Regions from separate parts of the Homo sapiens genome. Here all the other regions are linked to region 5. The links are chromatin contacts, found by Hi-C or POLR2A ChIA-PET in ENCODE. All regions are on one chromosome and are shown on one strand. Each heading gives the region's core, a stretch centred on a gene start or an enhancer-like site at or near the end of the contact. The rest is flanking DNA. Distances are from core to core; before and after follow the strand shown. Region 1 holds the start of SLC31A2 (solute carrier family 31 member 2). Region 2 holds the start of CDC26 (cell division cycle 26). Region 3 holds the start of ALAD (aminolevulinate dehydratase). Region 4 overlaps PALM2AKAP2 (PALM2 and AKAP2 fusion). Region 5 holds the start of ECPAS (Ecm29 proteasome adaptor and scaffold).

Region 1 (2,700 bases), core at 201-2,700, 1.7 Mb before region 5:
CCCACGGAGTCCGAAGCCCCAGAGGGACGAAGACTCACCTGTCACTCAACCCTTTCTACTTTTGCCTTTTTGCTAGAGGAAAAGATGGAAGTCAGCACACCCTGACTTGAGAGAAGCGATCTGGGCTACAGTTTTCAATTAAAGGGCTTTGTGGTCAGATAGGCAAGGGGCAGGGCCCCAATCTTGTTTTCCTACTTGGGATGAATCTTGGCCTCTGAAAGTTTAACTGATTTGTGCTTTTTTCAGGGTGGGGCTGTGGTGAAGGAGGGAGCAATCCCTGGAACTTGTTTTCTTCTATATTTCTTCATTTGGGGTTACTTACACTTTGAGAAAAGCTTCCTTATTTGTAAACAAGGGTTGGGAAGGAGATGAAGGTCCCAGTTGCTAGGCTGACTGGCTGGGGAACTTTTGCAAGTGCTTTCCATCTATTTCCCTTTTTAAAGGACGGCTGATCATTTCACTAAATGGCCTACATACACTTCCTATATCTTTTTTTTTTTGTTTTGTTTGTTTGAGGACGTCTTGTTCTGTTGCCCAGGCCGAAGGTCATGGCTCACTGCAGCCTGGAACTTCTGGGCTCAAGCAATCCTCCTCATCCTGCCTCAGCCTCCGAGTAGCTGGGATTACAGGCGCCTGCCACCACTTGTGGCTAATTTTTGTAGAGACGGGGTCTAGCTATGTTGCCCAGGCTGAGCTTCCTGTATCTTAAATTCTATGACATTCTTCATGGGATGAAGAAAATGATATGACTTCTTCAAAGACGAACGAGTCTTGCAAGCTGTCGTTCTCTCCAGCCCAGGTGAACCCTACCAAGAAAAACAGCTTGTCTGAAACGCTGTTTTCTGACTGAAAGTGTAGGGAAGCTGGAAAGTAGCTGGTTCTGTTTTATTCCCCGAAGAATCAGGCTACAAACTTGACAAGAGCAGGGCCGGGGATGTGCGCTCGGTGTGCGCGCGGGGCTGCGGGCTGAAATGCGCCGGGGGTTTCCCTTTCGTGGAAGCCTTCCTGGAATCTCCCAAGGCGCTGCTCTCCGCCCTGGGGCGCCGGCCAGAGGTCCGGGGCCGGGGGCCCCGGACCCAGCTGTCTTCAGCCACCGCGCCCCCACTCTCAAGCCGCGCCACCGCGGGCGCTCGGTAACTGCTCGCCTAGCCGGACTGCCTCCCAGCAGGAGGGACAAATAAAGAGGAAAACCACAGAGCCACCGCAACCTATACCTGCCGCGTCCCCCAACCCTGTTCCAGCTGTTGGCAATGCTGCCAACACACCCTTCACCAGCCCCGGGCCAGCGGCAGCGAGGATTCGGGGTGCCGAGATGGCAGCTCCAGGAGACCCCGCCCCAACCGCCCACCCTCTTCACCGTAGCGCCCGGCCCTTACCGCCATGGTGAGTGCGCAGGGCGGGCGCCAGGGCCGCGTCTGCTCGCTCGGGTCTCCTCGCTCCGAGTCAGTTCAACCGCCGCCGCCGCCGCCGCCGCGATAGCTACCCTGGCCGCACGGATCACGTGGTCCGGGCGAGGCGGCGCGCGGGCGCCTGGGAGTTGTGGTCCCCACACGCGCCCTACTTCGGCGTCCTCGGGCGCGCCCCCTGGCCGAGACCCAGGCGCCTCGCCCCAGGTTCCCAAGGGCTGAGGCTTGGCGTTCCCGGAGTCGCGAGCGAGAGGGACCACCTGCTGCCCTCTGTCTTCGCCCTTCCTGTTTTGCACTTGGCTTGTCTTGGCGATTATGAGAATGTTTATTGCTCATTGTAATAAACTACCCCAAGCGTAACATATATTGAGTTGAAATGGGCAAGTCCGTGCTATGGACGCAATAGCAACACATTTGGAGTAAATTAAGTCAATTATGCCCTAGATTTTTAGTGTAGTCATTACAAGATAATTACATTTTTCTTTTTAGAAAAATATTTTCCAATCTGATAAGCCAAAAGGAATACACCCGTGTAATTTTGTTTTTCTTTGATTACTAGGGTAGTAAACTATTTTTCTTACGGGTACTTCCATTTCTGTGTATTGCCTGTTCATTTCACTGATCCAGTTTTTTGATGGGGAGTTTCTTGTAGGGTGAGGGATTTTTAATGGTTATTGATTCTTAAGCATATTTAGGAACCCTTTGCTAATCAGCCTATGAGTAAAGAGGCTCTTCAGAGAAACCTTACTAAGGACAGTATTAGCAGAGACCTTGAGCCTGGAGCTAACCTCAGTTCACATCCATACGCATCAACTATTGGCTTTGGGACCGTAGGCAAATAGCTTACATCTCTGAACCTCAGTTTTCTGGTCAGTAAAATGAAAATAATAATAAAATCTATGTCATAGGGATTAAATGAAAACATACATGTTAAATTATCATGTAACCTGGCAGTGGGAGCTTGTTCAGTAAATGGTAGAATCCTCAGGGTCACACAGCTTTTTTTCTTTTCTTTGAAACAGAGTCTCGCTCTGTCGCCCAGGCTGTAGTGCAGTGGCGCGATCTTGGCTCACTGCAACCTCCATCTCCCGTGTTCAAGCAATTCTCCTGCCTCAGGCTCCCGAGTAGCTGGGACTACAGGCGCGCACCACCATGCCTGGTTAATTTTTGTATTGTTAGTAGAGACGGGGTTTCACCATATTGGTCAGGCTGGTCTTGAAATCCTGACCTCGTAATCTGCCCGCCTCGGCCTCCCAAAGTGCTGGGATGCTGGGATTACAGACGTGAGCCATCT
Region 2 (2,711 bases), core at 6-2,505, 1.8 Mb before region 5:
AAAAATTGTAATTTTTTGACATTATAAAACTGTGGTATTTAAGTTTAGAAAGGTATTCATTACACAAAGAGGTAAAGATGGGCTCACAATTTGCATCTTACCAGAGGTTATATTAATATTTCCAGCTTCGATCCCTGCTTTAAGTCCGTCTTTCCCCAAAATCCCAGACTCTCCTTTGGCCAGACGCTCCCTCTCCTTCTCTTCCAAACTTCCATAATAGATGTGTGGTTTCTTCACGACCGGAGCAACTAAGTCGTCGGGTGCTTTAGTTTTGGTTGCCTGCTAAATCAAAGATCTGCATTAAACTAAGGTTTAATCTTGGCAATTTACCGGACTTCACCAGAGGATGAAGCTCACCCTGAGTTTCACAGTCCTGTTTCCTCTGTAATTGAAAGGACAAATTGGACACTACTTAAGACGCTCTTCATTGATTTGAGGAGGTGAAGGTAGGGTGAGGGTGTTTCAGTCCCTCACTTTGGTTGATGGGATTAATAAAACTAGTGAGGTTCTCTCGGGTATTTTCCTATGAAAGGTTTGCTCTGAAATCTGTTTACTTCATTCCGTTGGAAGTGTTCAATCTCGTGTTTTATGCTTCCCGGATTACTGCTTATCACTGGGGAAATACTAAGGATAGATGAAATAACCAACGCGGTGCTAAAGGATAACAAGTTACAACATTACAAGTGTATACATTTCAAACGTTCCTAGACGTGAGGTAGTAGGAGTTAGTAGGTCTCATTAAAATTCTGAGATCTGCCAAAGGCATAAACCTTGGCCAAGACACTTCCCTATTTCAGAGCACCGTTACTGGATGAGTCGGAAGAGATGCTTGCCCTTTGGGGCTGTAGTGGGAGAGGTGCAAATAAGCTACAGTCCACGAAAGCGCTTAGGGATCAGGAAAACGGTGGTCCGCTGTGTAGGACACCGCTGAGTCCCGCAGCCTTCCTCCTCAGCCCTCCACCGCCTTCTCCCGCTCCTTAACGGCCCCTTCCCGCAGAGATCCCCTTCCCCCTTAGCGCTCCCTGCCAGAGTGAGCTGGGATCCCGGGCTCTGTACCGTGGAAGAGGCTCGCGAGGAAGCCATGCTGGGCTCTGGAGCCGCGAGGCCCCAGCGAAACCCGAACACTCCCTTTCAGACCGTCCACCGCGCGCCCAGCAGAGGGGAAGTGCGTCACTGACAGGAAGTGCGTCACTGACAAGACGTGGGCCAAGAGGGGTCACCGCCCCCGGAGCGGCGCGGAGCATGATGGAAGTCGTAGTAGGAAATGGCGTCGTGGCATTGAGGGGCATCCCTCCTAGAACCTCCAGGAAAAGCTCGCGGAAGACGAGGTTCTGCGGAGAGAGAGGCTCCAAGCAGTCTGGGAAGTGTAGTCCAGTTGGCTTAGCAGTAGTTTCGTTGGGGGGGAGCCGAGGTTCCGGGAAGGGGCTAGGCCGGCTTGAAAAGAGGTAGGTGAGTCGACTCGCGCGGCTCGGGGCTGAACTCTGGAGCGAGTCAAGGGCTTCCGGGGTCCGCTGTGCCCCCCGGGCGTACGGGGGCGTTTACGTCTTCTTGGAGCCGAGGACCATGTTACCATAGAAACCCTTGCCTGGGCTCCGAGGTACAGGCCTGGAGCTAGGGGACGAGGACTGTTCTCCTCCATGGTCCGGAAGTCTTCCCAGGCTCCCCCTCTGAGCTTGATGGCTCGGCGGTGGATTTGGGCTGCGGCGGGAGATTAAGCTAGAAGAGCCCGCTAGTGCCAAAGTCAAATAAAGACCCGGCGGAGGAGCTTCGGCCTGATTTTGTTGATTTGTCTTCAGCCTGGTCTTTGTATCAGATTGAGAGTAAGATGATGGATAGGAAGGTGTCAGGTAACTCTGTACGTCTCTCTGCCCTGCTGGATGCTGGGGCATTAGAGACGAACAGGATAAGGTTTTTATCCCCACATGGGCGGTGGGAGATCCTCAAAATATTGACGTTTCCCTAGCTGGCCAGATCCTCATGCAACCCCCTAGAACAATTACAGCAATAATAGATGTTATTTATTGAACATTTATTAAATGCCAAATAATATTCCAAGAGCTTACTCTGTATTACGTTATTGACTTCCTACAACAGCAGAGTAGGATACAGATGAGGGAACTAAGGTCTAGTGAGAAATGAAACGAATTGTTCAGGATCGGTGGTGTAGTGGGATTAAAACCTGTGCCCTTTAACCTCTACAGCCAGCACTTTTAACTGTTAATCTATACTGCTCCCTAGTGGCCAGTTTTTTGCAGTTTGCAGAAAAGGTAAAATGTATAGATTTTTTTTTCCCCCTTTTAGGTATCCCTATCCCTCTCTTTCCCTCTTTGGAACTTTGGCTTTCTCTACCATTTGTCTGCATTGGAATCTGGTAGAAGATAATGCCTGATTTAGTACAAAGGAATTTGAAATGTAATGTGCCAGTGTTTTGTGTTGATAATATCACCTGTAGTATCCTAAGCTTCATGGGAGAAGGAACTATTTCTTCCTTTGTATACTTCACAGTCCTTAGTTTCATCCTAGATACGTGTAATAATTTGTATCTGTACATACTTTCAAGGAGTTTTCACTTCCATCATTTTCACTTAATGCTTATCATGTTGACCTTTATAATTTTTATAGGAGGCTAAAATTATTAACCAAACTGAACAGCTTGCTTCGATGACTTCTTTATGTGTGAAATAGGAATCATTTTGTCAACTTCACAGGGT
Region 3 (2,713 bases), core at 78-2,577, 1.9 Mb before region 5:
AAACATTATTTGCTTTCTATCCCCTTCCTTGTTGAATACAGATCAGAACTCCAGTAGCTGGAAACTAAGCAGTGTCATATTTCCCTAGCCTTACGCCGCTAGGCCCCTTAAATTTAAAATATAAAGTATACAACAGGTTTGGGGTACAGATTTTGAGAAATTTAAAAAAAAATTTTTTTTTGAGACAGAGTCTCCCTCTGTCACCCAGGCTGGAATGCAGTGGCATGATCTCAGCCCATTACAACCTCCGCCTCCCGGGTTCAAGCGATTCTCCTGCCTCAGCCTCCCGAGTAGCTGGGATTACAGGAGCCCGCCACCACGCCCGGCTAATTTTTTGTATTTTTAGTAGAGACAGGGTTTCACCATGTTGGTCAGGCTGGTCTTGAACTCCTGACCTCAAGAGATCCGCCCGCCTTGGCCTCCCAAAGTGCTGGGATTACAGGCGTGAGCCACCGAACCGGGCTGAGAAATAAAATCTGAGAATAAGTGTAATGTAACCCACTAGTGTCCTCTACATTTGAAAGTCAACTTTTCAATAATCCCTGAAGAACCACCTGAAAGGCATTGCTTCGCTAGGGCGATGATGCCCGATCGCCATTTTACTCATCCAATCCTACTGGTTTACCCAGGCCCCATAAGCCTCACCAGATCCCTCTTGCCTCTGCACATCTCCAATCTCCATAAAGACCTTTGATCGGATCTATCATTGTACCTATCATAGGTCTGATGCCCCTATCAAGACTTGGAGTTTTCCTAAACGCCCATGTCTTTCACATCACATCTCTCAACTCATAGCATTGCCGTACCCTGAGAAATAAATGAAGCTGGTACAAATTTTCTCTGAAAACTTGGAAGCCTGGCGCTGAACTCAACAACTTTAGCTTAGTCCGCAAAAATGGACTTAGCTAATACTGTGTTAGGCATAATGGTGCTGTTTTAACGGCTTTGACATCCAATTATTCTTTCACCAAGCCATTAACCAGAGCCAAGTTTGCCCTAGGCTGGGCAAAGGAATGCTGTGAAGTGAAACCTGGGCTGTAACCGCCTCCGAGGCCGGCTCACACCCAGGGACCCTCCCAAGCGGTTCCTGCGCCCCCTCGTGGCCTCCCTCCTGCAGTTCGCTGCACAAGCGCAGGGCCCGGAGCGGGGACGGGCGGGCCCTCCAGGCCCTCGACACACCCAATTGGCCAGGCCTCGTTGCGTGTGGGCGGGGCCGCGGCTGGAGCGGAGGAGCCCCCCAGAAGACCGCCTTCAGGGGGCGTGGCCTGGACTGTGGAGGGGGCGGACCGTGGGGAAGCTGCTTCCGGGTGAGCCCCCCCCGCTCTTACGCGGTCTGTGGGAGACCGGAGCGGGAGACAGCGGTGACAGGAGCAGCGGCCGGGAGCCCTTAGGGAGGCAGGTGAGCGGGGGCTGGATGCGGGGAGATAGCGGGCCTGGAGGGCGGCTCCAGGGCGAGGCGGGGACTGTGGCACCAAGAGTCCTGCGTCCCCAGATTGTGCTGTGCGCCTGAAGCCCTGGCGGTGCAGCCGTGCACGGAGTCCCGTGGAGCGTTTGTTTGGGCTGGATTATCCCGCTGCAGCCGAGGTTGGGGGCCCGGGTTCGGGGCTCCGCACCTCTTCTCTGGGGTTCACCCTCTCGGATACCGCCTGGGCAGACTCCATCGATGCAGAACCCGAGGTGCGGGTGGTGGTTGGTGGGGGGGTAGGGAGGTGAAAACAATAACAGCCGTTTTGTACTAAGCGTTGCGTGCATTGACCATTCATTTATTTTATTTATTTATTTATTTTTGAGACGGAGTTTCGCTCTTGTTGCCCAGGCTGGAGTGCAATGGCGCGATCTCAGCTCACTGCAACCTCCGCCTCCCGGGTTCAAGCGATTCTCCTGCCTCAGCCTGCCAACTAGCTGGGATTACAGGCGTGTGCCACCACGCCTGCTAATTTTTGTATTTTTAGTAGAGATGGGGTTTCTCCCTGTTGGTCAGGCTAGTCTCGAACTCCCGAGCTCAGGTGATTCGCCCACCTCGGCCTCCCAAAGTGCTGGGATTACAGGCGTGAGCCACCACGCCCGGCCTGACCCATTCATTTCTTACAACAACCCATTGAGGTCGGTTCTAGTCCCCATTTACTAAACGAAGAAACTGAGGTCACACAACTAGAAAGCTACAGAACTAGGATTTGTACCCACATCTATCAGACTCCAGAGCCCACATACTTAACCATCCTGCTACCAACAGCAGCCAGGCCCAGAGTCTGGCTCACCCAAAGCTCTCCACAAGCCCAACCTGCTGGGAAACAGATTTGATATCTATCCTTAAAGTATGGAGGTGTCATGGTGGGCACTGAGGACTGGGCTGCTGGAGACCTTCCCCCAGATCTGCCGCTGACCCACTGCGTGATCCTGGGCCTGTGTCTACCCCTCTCTGAGCCCAGTTTCACCCTTGTTTCAGTGATACAATCAGCAAACTTTAAGAAGACTCTTAGCCAAGATATTCTAGGATTCTGGGAATGGCAGCTTCTCCTACGTCTAAATGGCTAACCCCAGAGGCGATCAGGCTCTTCAAAGCCCCAGGGCAAGGCTGGGGTCTCATTCTTCTCTTTAATCCCTGTGTCTAGCACTTCAGCAGGCCCATAGTAGATATTCAAGAAATGTGGGTTGGCTGAATAAACACTTCATCTCTTTTCAGAACTGCATGACAGCTGCTCTCCTGGGCCTT
Region 4 (2,738 bases), core at 143-2,642, 1.3 Mb after region 5:
ACACTTATCCCTGCTCATCCTCAAATTTAAAAATTTCTTCCTTGCTTGAGTACCCAGTTCTTTCGAAGTTTTCAAGGAATGAACCTGTTTCTGGAGTAAATGGCAGAGCTTCTTCCTGGGAAATAACTTTCAAAAAGAACTCACAAGAGCAGCTAGGCTAGATGGCTGATGTGGACTAAGTTAGTCCCTTGGCTATCCGCTCAGATCTTTGGACAGCCCGAGTGCTTTTGCCTACTGTAATTTGGGGCATTGGAATTGAGTTCTGAAAGCAGAAAGGAATCATCCTGGGTCACTAGGGAAGCACTGTTTCATGGCCCCTGAGAGTCAAATTTATACACCCAGGCCACCGCAAAAGAAGGATTGCAGAGCCACAGTGGCTCCTAAAAGGAGGATCAAGAAGGACCCAGGAAAATGCAGGGGTTGGGCATAAGATTGGGAAAGGGTAGAGGGAACCTGAGCTACAGGTTGGAGAGAGAAGCTATTACTGTATACCTCATAGAGCAGGCTCAACAAATGGGAAGGAGAAGGTAGGGGAAAGAAGATGGATTTTGGAGACAAATGAGAGCCTGAGTTTGAAACCAGGCTCTCCCATTTTCAAGCTGAGTGACCTTGGGCAACTTAATCTCTCTGGGCTCTAGTAGTAATTCTTTGAAAAAGAATATTATTACAGGTCCACAACTCTTCATATATAATTCCCAAATCCAAAAAACTCTGAAAAGAAAGATTTTTCATAACTTATTTGGCAGCAAAACCTGACATGAGCTGACATGAAGGTCTCCTAGTCTTTACCCACTTAATGTAACTAATTCTTCTTCTCAAGTTTTAGAGTAGAAATTTAATTTGATCACAGGGTGTTGACCCAGAACCTGCCAGTTGTGTTAAATAATAGTATGTTCATTGTATTACTTTTCTAAATAATAGTATATACTTTATAAATTCTCTAAAATCAGAAAAAGTCTGAATCTAGAAATATATCCGGCCTCAAGAGTTGAGGTAATTTGTATCTTAGAGGGCTGTTGGGAGGATTCAGTGAGAAAATAAGAAATGACAAGTGTGAAATAACTAGTATTATATGCAGCTTTAAGGCCTTGATAAATTGTAACTACCATGATTAGACTTTTGTAACCAGAGAATGTTCTAGAAATATGGTGGTGGACAATAACCATCTGTGGACACTCCACAATAAGCTTTAGCTAGCTTCACACAGCCAGAAGGGCTCCTACAAGCTGCACAGTTGGTGCCTGCCTTGCAGGAAAGAGAGGCACTGTGTACTACTGATGGAGAGCTCTCTCATCATCAATCCTTCTGTCAGATGCTGACACAGGGACTTCCCCCATGGAGCAATGAGGGCACCTCAAATGAAACTGTGCCTCATGTGGCTCTAATTTAGCATGGCACACTCCACCAAGCTCTGCTTCATGAAGAATGTGTGGACAGTCGCAAACATATTTTTCCTAAGACTTTCCTTTGTGATATTTGCAGATAATGAAGGGGAAAGAACAGAGACCCAGTTAAGAATCTTTATAATAATGTAATGATCACCTCATGTCTAATCTTATCTAAACAGACAGCAGCAGAAGTCAACACTTCCTGTACAGCTTACAAAAGTAACATTTATAACTATCACATCTTTCCACAAATTAGAAGACATGAACAGATACCCCAAGTTATGGAACTTAATAGCAAACTACACCTTCTCTTTTGCCACTCTCCATAATGTAGGTCTCACGGGGTGAATGATCTGACTTGGTAAATAAATTCAACATCTGGCATGAAAACAGAAACTCTCAAAAAACCAAACAAATCATCACCTAACTGGGTTTCTCTGGCATACTTAGAACTTGGAAGTGAAACCAGGATATCTAATAATAGACACAGATACTAAAGTGAGAACTGTTGGCAACCCCAATATGAAAAGACATTTGAAAAGGTCTTGAACTGCAACTTCAATACAATGTTTGGATATCCCACCCCCTAATTCTTTCCTCAAGGGTGTTTTACAGCACTGTGTGAGTTACCCCTTCAAATCAGGCTCATGTACCTGCAAAGGTGCTTCCTTTATTCTCTCTCTCTCCTTTTTTTTTTTTTTTTTTTTTGGCACTTTGCTGCCCAGCCTGGAGTACAATGGTTCGATCACAGCTCACTGCAGCCTTGAACACCTGGGCTCAAGCAAACTTCTTGCCTCAGCTTCCCAAGTAGCTGGGACAACAGGCATGTGTCACCACACTCAGGTAATTTTTCTTTTTTTTTTTTTTTTTAAGAGATGGGGACTTGCTATGTTGCCCAGGCTTGTCTCAAACTTAAGCAATCCTCTTGCCTCCACCTCCAAAAGTGCTGGGATTACAGGCATGCACCACCACCCCTGGCCTTCTTCCTTTTAGTCTCTAATTCTAAGTGCCATCAGCAGAGGGCACACATGCACACACTATTGGGAGCATGGCCCCTCACATAACATACAGGGTGTTCACCAAGATGGCGCCTGCCTTCGGAAGTGCTCATAAGCAGGAAGAGCTCAATCCAAGCCTATGAAATGGATGCATTACAATAGGAAGACATTTAGTCCATCAACTCACAGTGAAGGCAGGACAGCTTGGGGTTGTGTTCAGATAATTACTCCTTTAAAAACTCTCACTGGCTTCTCACTGACCATAGGGTAAACTCTAAAGTCTACAACCCTTAACATGATTGATAGAGCTCTTGGTTGTCTGGCTCCAAATCTATTTCTGTTTTGTTTTAAA
Region 5 (2,700 bases), core at 108-2,607:
TTGTAAGTAGTTCATTGTGTATTTATTTTGGAGGCAACATCAAATAAAAGAGGAGCATACATGAAAAAAGGGGTTGGTTAACTTAGTGTAGTATGAAGTTACAAACAAAAAAGGGTGATGGTAGTGCAGTGTTTTGAATTAACATGGAACAATGTGTGTGAAGGAATAATTGATCCAGAACTTTATTGTAGAAACCTGTCCCCATCAAAGCCATACATGGGGCTGTATATATATGTCCAGAGAAAAGGTCTTCTGCACACTTAACTGTAACTGTTAGTCATAATTTCTCTGCAGAGTGGGATGGTGGGGCTAGGAGGAAGGACTTTCACTTTTAATTTTATGATACTCCAAATCATTTGCATTTTTTTTTTACAAAAATTATGTATAATTTTTCTTTTTTTTTTCTTTTTGAGACGGAGTCTCGCTCTGTCCCCCAGGCTGGAGTGCAGTGGTGCGATCTCGGCTCACTGCAAGCTCCGCCTCCCGGGTTCAAGCGATTCTCCTACCTCAGCCTCCCGAGTAGTTGGGATTACAGGCGCGCGCCTCCACGCCCAGCTAATTTTTGTATTTTTTAATTAGAGACAGGGTTTCACCATGTTGGCCAGGCTGGTCTCGAACTCCTGACCTCGTGATCCACCCGCCTAAGCCTCCGAAAGAGCTGGGATTACAGGCGTGAGCCACCGCGCCCGGCCCAAGATCATGTATAATTTCTATAACAAAAACAATAAAGGAAATAAAAATGTCTTCAGTGTTGTACCTTGTACTTGGCCTATGTTACAACAGGAATGACATATATTCCATTTTTAAGACATTACTTAGGGCTTTATAGATTTCTGCTTTAAGGAATAAATGCAATTTCAATCTATTTAAGACTTGATTTCTTCTTATATAAAAAAAGTATCTGATCTTGTATCTAATTTGTTATGACAGTACCATCACTTAAAGTACAGCAATTATGCAACCCCTGAATTTGAATTTCATTTTGCAAGTGTACATGACCTCACGGACAAAGCGAAGGCAGAAAGTTAAAATCAGCATATCGAAAATAAATCACTCTAGTTACCGAAAAGAACATAGGGTATCTGAACAAAATCTCAGAGCTCACATAGGCATAGATACTTCCATGTGAACTTTAGGAATCTTGCCTTATCTAACTTTTGCAGGGCTGAGTGGACCCCCTGCTCCCGCTAGCCGTTTTGGGAGCACCAGCCACCTCCACACCAGAACTGGGCTGTCGGGGGCCGCTGCGGCGCAGGGGCTCGTCCGGGACTGAGTCAGCGCCGGGGCCGAGAAGTTCGGCGGGAGGCGCAGGGCGGGGCTTCCTCCCGCCGACTCCGAGCCCGGCTCTACTTTTCTGAGTCCACGTCTCTTCCTTTGGACAGGCGTGTTTCCCCAGGTCGGGCCCAGCCAACGTGACAGCCGCAGACCTCGGAAAAGGGCGCTCCGGCCCCGCCTCGAGGATTTCCCCCGGCCGCTAGGGCAGCCCGGGCCCGCTCGGCCCAGCCCCTCACGGACTGCGGCGCGCGGCTCCCCGGGGCCCGGCCCGCCGAACGCCTCGCTCTACAGCCCTCACCTCGCGGCGCCGAGCGCAGCGTCCGCGGCATGGAGACCGGCTCCGACTCAGGTCAGAGGCCCGCCCCCGGGCCGCGGGGGACTGGCCCTGCGCGCGCGGCGGCGCGGTTAGGCCGGGCCGCCCGCACAGGCCGCCGCGTGTCGAGTCCGCGCGGGGAGCGCACGCGGGGCGGGCGGCGACAGGTGGGCAGGACGAGCCGCGAGCGAGCGAGGGCGGGCGGGCGCGCGAGGGGCCCGGCGGGGGGGCCGCTGGGAGGATGGCTCAGCTCTTTCTAAATATAAAACCGGCGTGAGTTGGGCGAGCGCGGCGCGGAGTCGCAGAGCCGCCGCGCGGGCCTGGCGCACGGGGATTCGGCCGCACAGACGGCGGCGGCGGCAGCGGCAGCGGCTCCGCAGAGGCGCGAGGCTGCGGGAGCGCCCGAGTCGCGAGCTCGCGGGGGCAGCGAAGGGCGACGCTCGCGACGCGGAGGACGCAGGCGGCGGCGGCGGGCGGGCCTCGGGGCACAGCGCGGTCCGCGCCGAGTGAACGGAGGCGGCTCGCGGCCCCTGCCGCACCGCGAGCCGCGAGCCCCCCGGCCGCGCCCTGCCCCCCCAGCCCCTCCCTCGTTCCCTCCCCGGCGCAACATGGCTGCGGCCGCCGCCTCCGCCTCCCAGGATGAGCTGAGTAAGTGCCGCGGCCGAACCTGCGGCCGCGAGCCGGAACGGGCGCCGCGCGGTGCCGGGGGCCGGCGGCCGCATGAGGGCTGGGGCGCCAGGCCCGGTGGGCGGGCGGCGGCCGCGGCGTACGGGGAGCTGGGGAGCCCGGGCCTGGCGGACGGGCGGGGCGCGGACCGTCGCCGCTGGCGTTTGTAGGCCTCAGGTTTGCACCGTCACGTTGCGAAATTGAAACCGGAGCCCCGGGCGGAGCCACCTCTGCCCGCGATCCGCCCTGGCCCGGGGTCGGGGGAGCCCAGCCCCCTGCCCACTGAGCCTCGGCTGGCGGGAGGGCCGGAGCCCCGGGGTGACGGGCAGTGTCCGCCCGTCCCGTCTGACCCCGCCTGGCCCCGGGTCCCCGACGGCTGGTTGAGTTATAGAAATGGAGCTTTCGGGAAGGGGGAGAAGGTGCCTTTTTGTGACACTCTAGTAATC

Evidence for each region. A loop is a pair of places that touch in the nucleus more often than their neighbours do. ChIA-PET counts read pairs that join two places held with the same protein, here RNA polymerase II (POLR2A). Pooled maps may share reads with other maps.
Region 1: a loop to region 5 is called in a map of naive thymus-derived CD4-positive, alpha-beta T cell, with 7 times the contacts of the local background. The contact joins the promoter of SLC31A2 here to the promoter of ECPAS in region 5. A Hi-C loop is called at or near these places in 1 of 168 maps with a recorded cell type or tissue (naive thymus-derived CD4-positive, alpha-beta T cell), 1 of 37 single-sample maps with no recorded cell type and 12 of 50 pooled maps.
Region 2: a map of B cell shows a loop between it and region 5 (10-fold over the local background). The contact joins the promoter of CDC26 here to the promoter of ECPAS in region 5. A Hi-C loop is called at or near these places in 4 of 168 maps with a recorded cell type or tissue (B cell, CD4-positive, alpha-beta memory T cell, gastrocnemius medialis and 1 more), 1 of 37 single-sample maps with no recorded cell type and 12 of 50 pooled maps. POLR2A ChIA-PET finds 5 or more read pairs at or near these places in 1 of 52 experiments (T-cell).
Region 3: a loop to region 5 is called in a pooled map, with 18 times the contacts of the local background. The contact joins the promoter of ALAD here to the promoter of ECPAS in region 5. A Hi-C loop is called at or near these places in 3 of 168 maps with a recorded cell type or tissue (CD8-positive, alpha-beta T cell and naive thymus-derived CD4-positive, alpha-beta T cell), 1 of 37 single-sample maps with no recorded cell type and 13 of 50 pooled maps.
Region 4: a loop to region 5 is called in a pooled map, with 4 times the contacts of the local background. The contact joins the enhancer-like site here to the promoter of ECPAS in region 5. A Hi-C loop is called at or near these places in 1 of 37 single-sample maps with no recorded cell type and 7 of 50 pooled maps. POLR2A ChIA-PET finds 5 or more read pairs at or near these places in 1 of 52 experiments (AG04450).

Annotation. Positions count from the first base shown.
Region 1 is chr9:113,149,757-113,152,456 of GRCh38, reverse strand. It overlaps SLC31A2 (solute carrier family 31 member 2), which reads right to left and starts at 1,450. Exons shown (of 4, transcript NM_001860.3): 1 at 1,377-1,450. The coding sequence starts at 1,382.
Region 2 is chr9:113,274,116-113,276,826 of GRCh38, reverse strand. CDC26 (cell division cycle 26) reads left to right here and starts at 1,255. Exons shown (of 4, transcript NM_139286.4): 1 at 1,255-1,445. It overlaps PRPF4 (pre-mRNA splicing tri-snRNP complex factor PRPF4), which reads right to left and starts at 1,169. Exons shown (of 14, transcript NM_001244926.2): 1 at 1,057-1,169; 2 at 102-279. The coding sequence starts at 1,083. RefSeq lists enhancers at 1,182-1,521, 1,289-2,144.
Region 3 is chr9:113,399,898-113,402,610 of GRCh38, reverse strand. It overlaps ALAD (aminolevulinate dehydratase), which reads left to right and starts at 1,327. Exons shown (of 12, transcript NM_000031.6): 1 at 1,327-1,399. RefSeq lists silencers at 1,016-1,375, 1,526-1,575 and an enhancer at 1,591-2,171.
Region 4 is chr9:110,142,770-110,145,507 of GRCh38, reverse strand. The region is part of intron 8 of PALM2AKAP2 (PALM2 and AKAP2 fusion); the gene reads right to left. Among named protein-coding and RNA genes, the nearest start is that of C9orf152, 64 kb to the left of the region's middle. Within about 2 kb of position 1,392, at least 7 of the 41 ENCODE cell types and tissues checked have a DNase peak (open chromatin) inside an H3K27ac peak, as active enhancers do.
Region 5 is chr9:111,483,040-111,485,739 of GRCh38, reverse strand. ECPAS (Ecm29 proteasome adaptor and scaffold) reads left to right here and starts at 1,357. Exons shown (of 50, transcript NM_001364929.1): 1 at 1,357-1,624. RefSeq lists silencers at 1,258-1,797, 1,918-2,037, 2,308-2,700.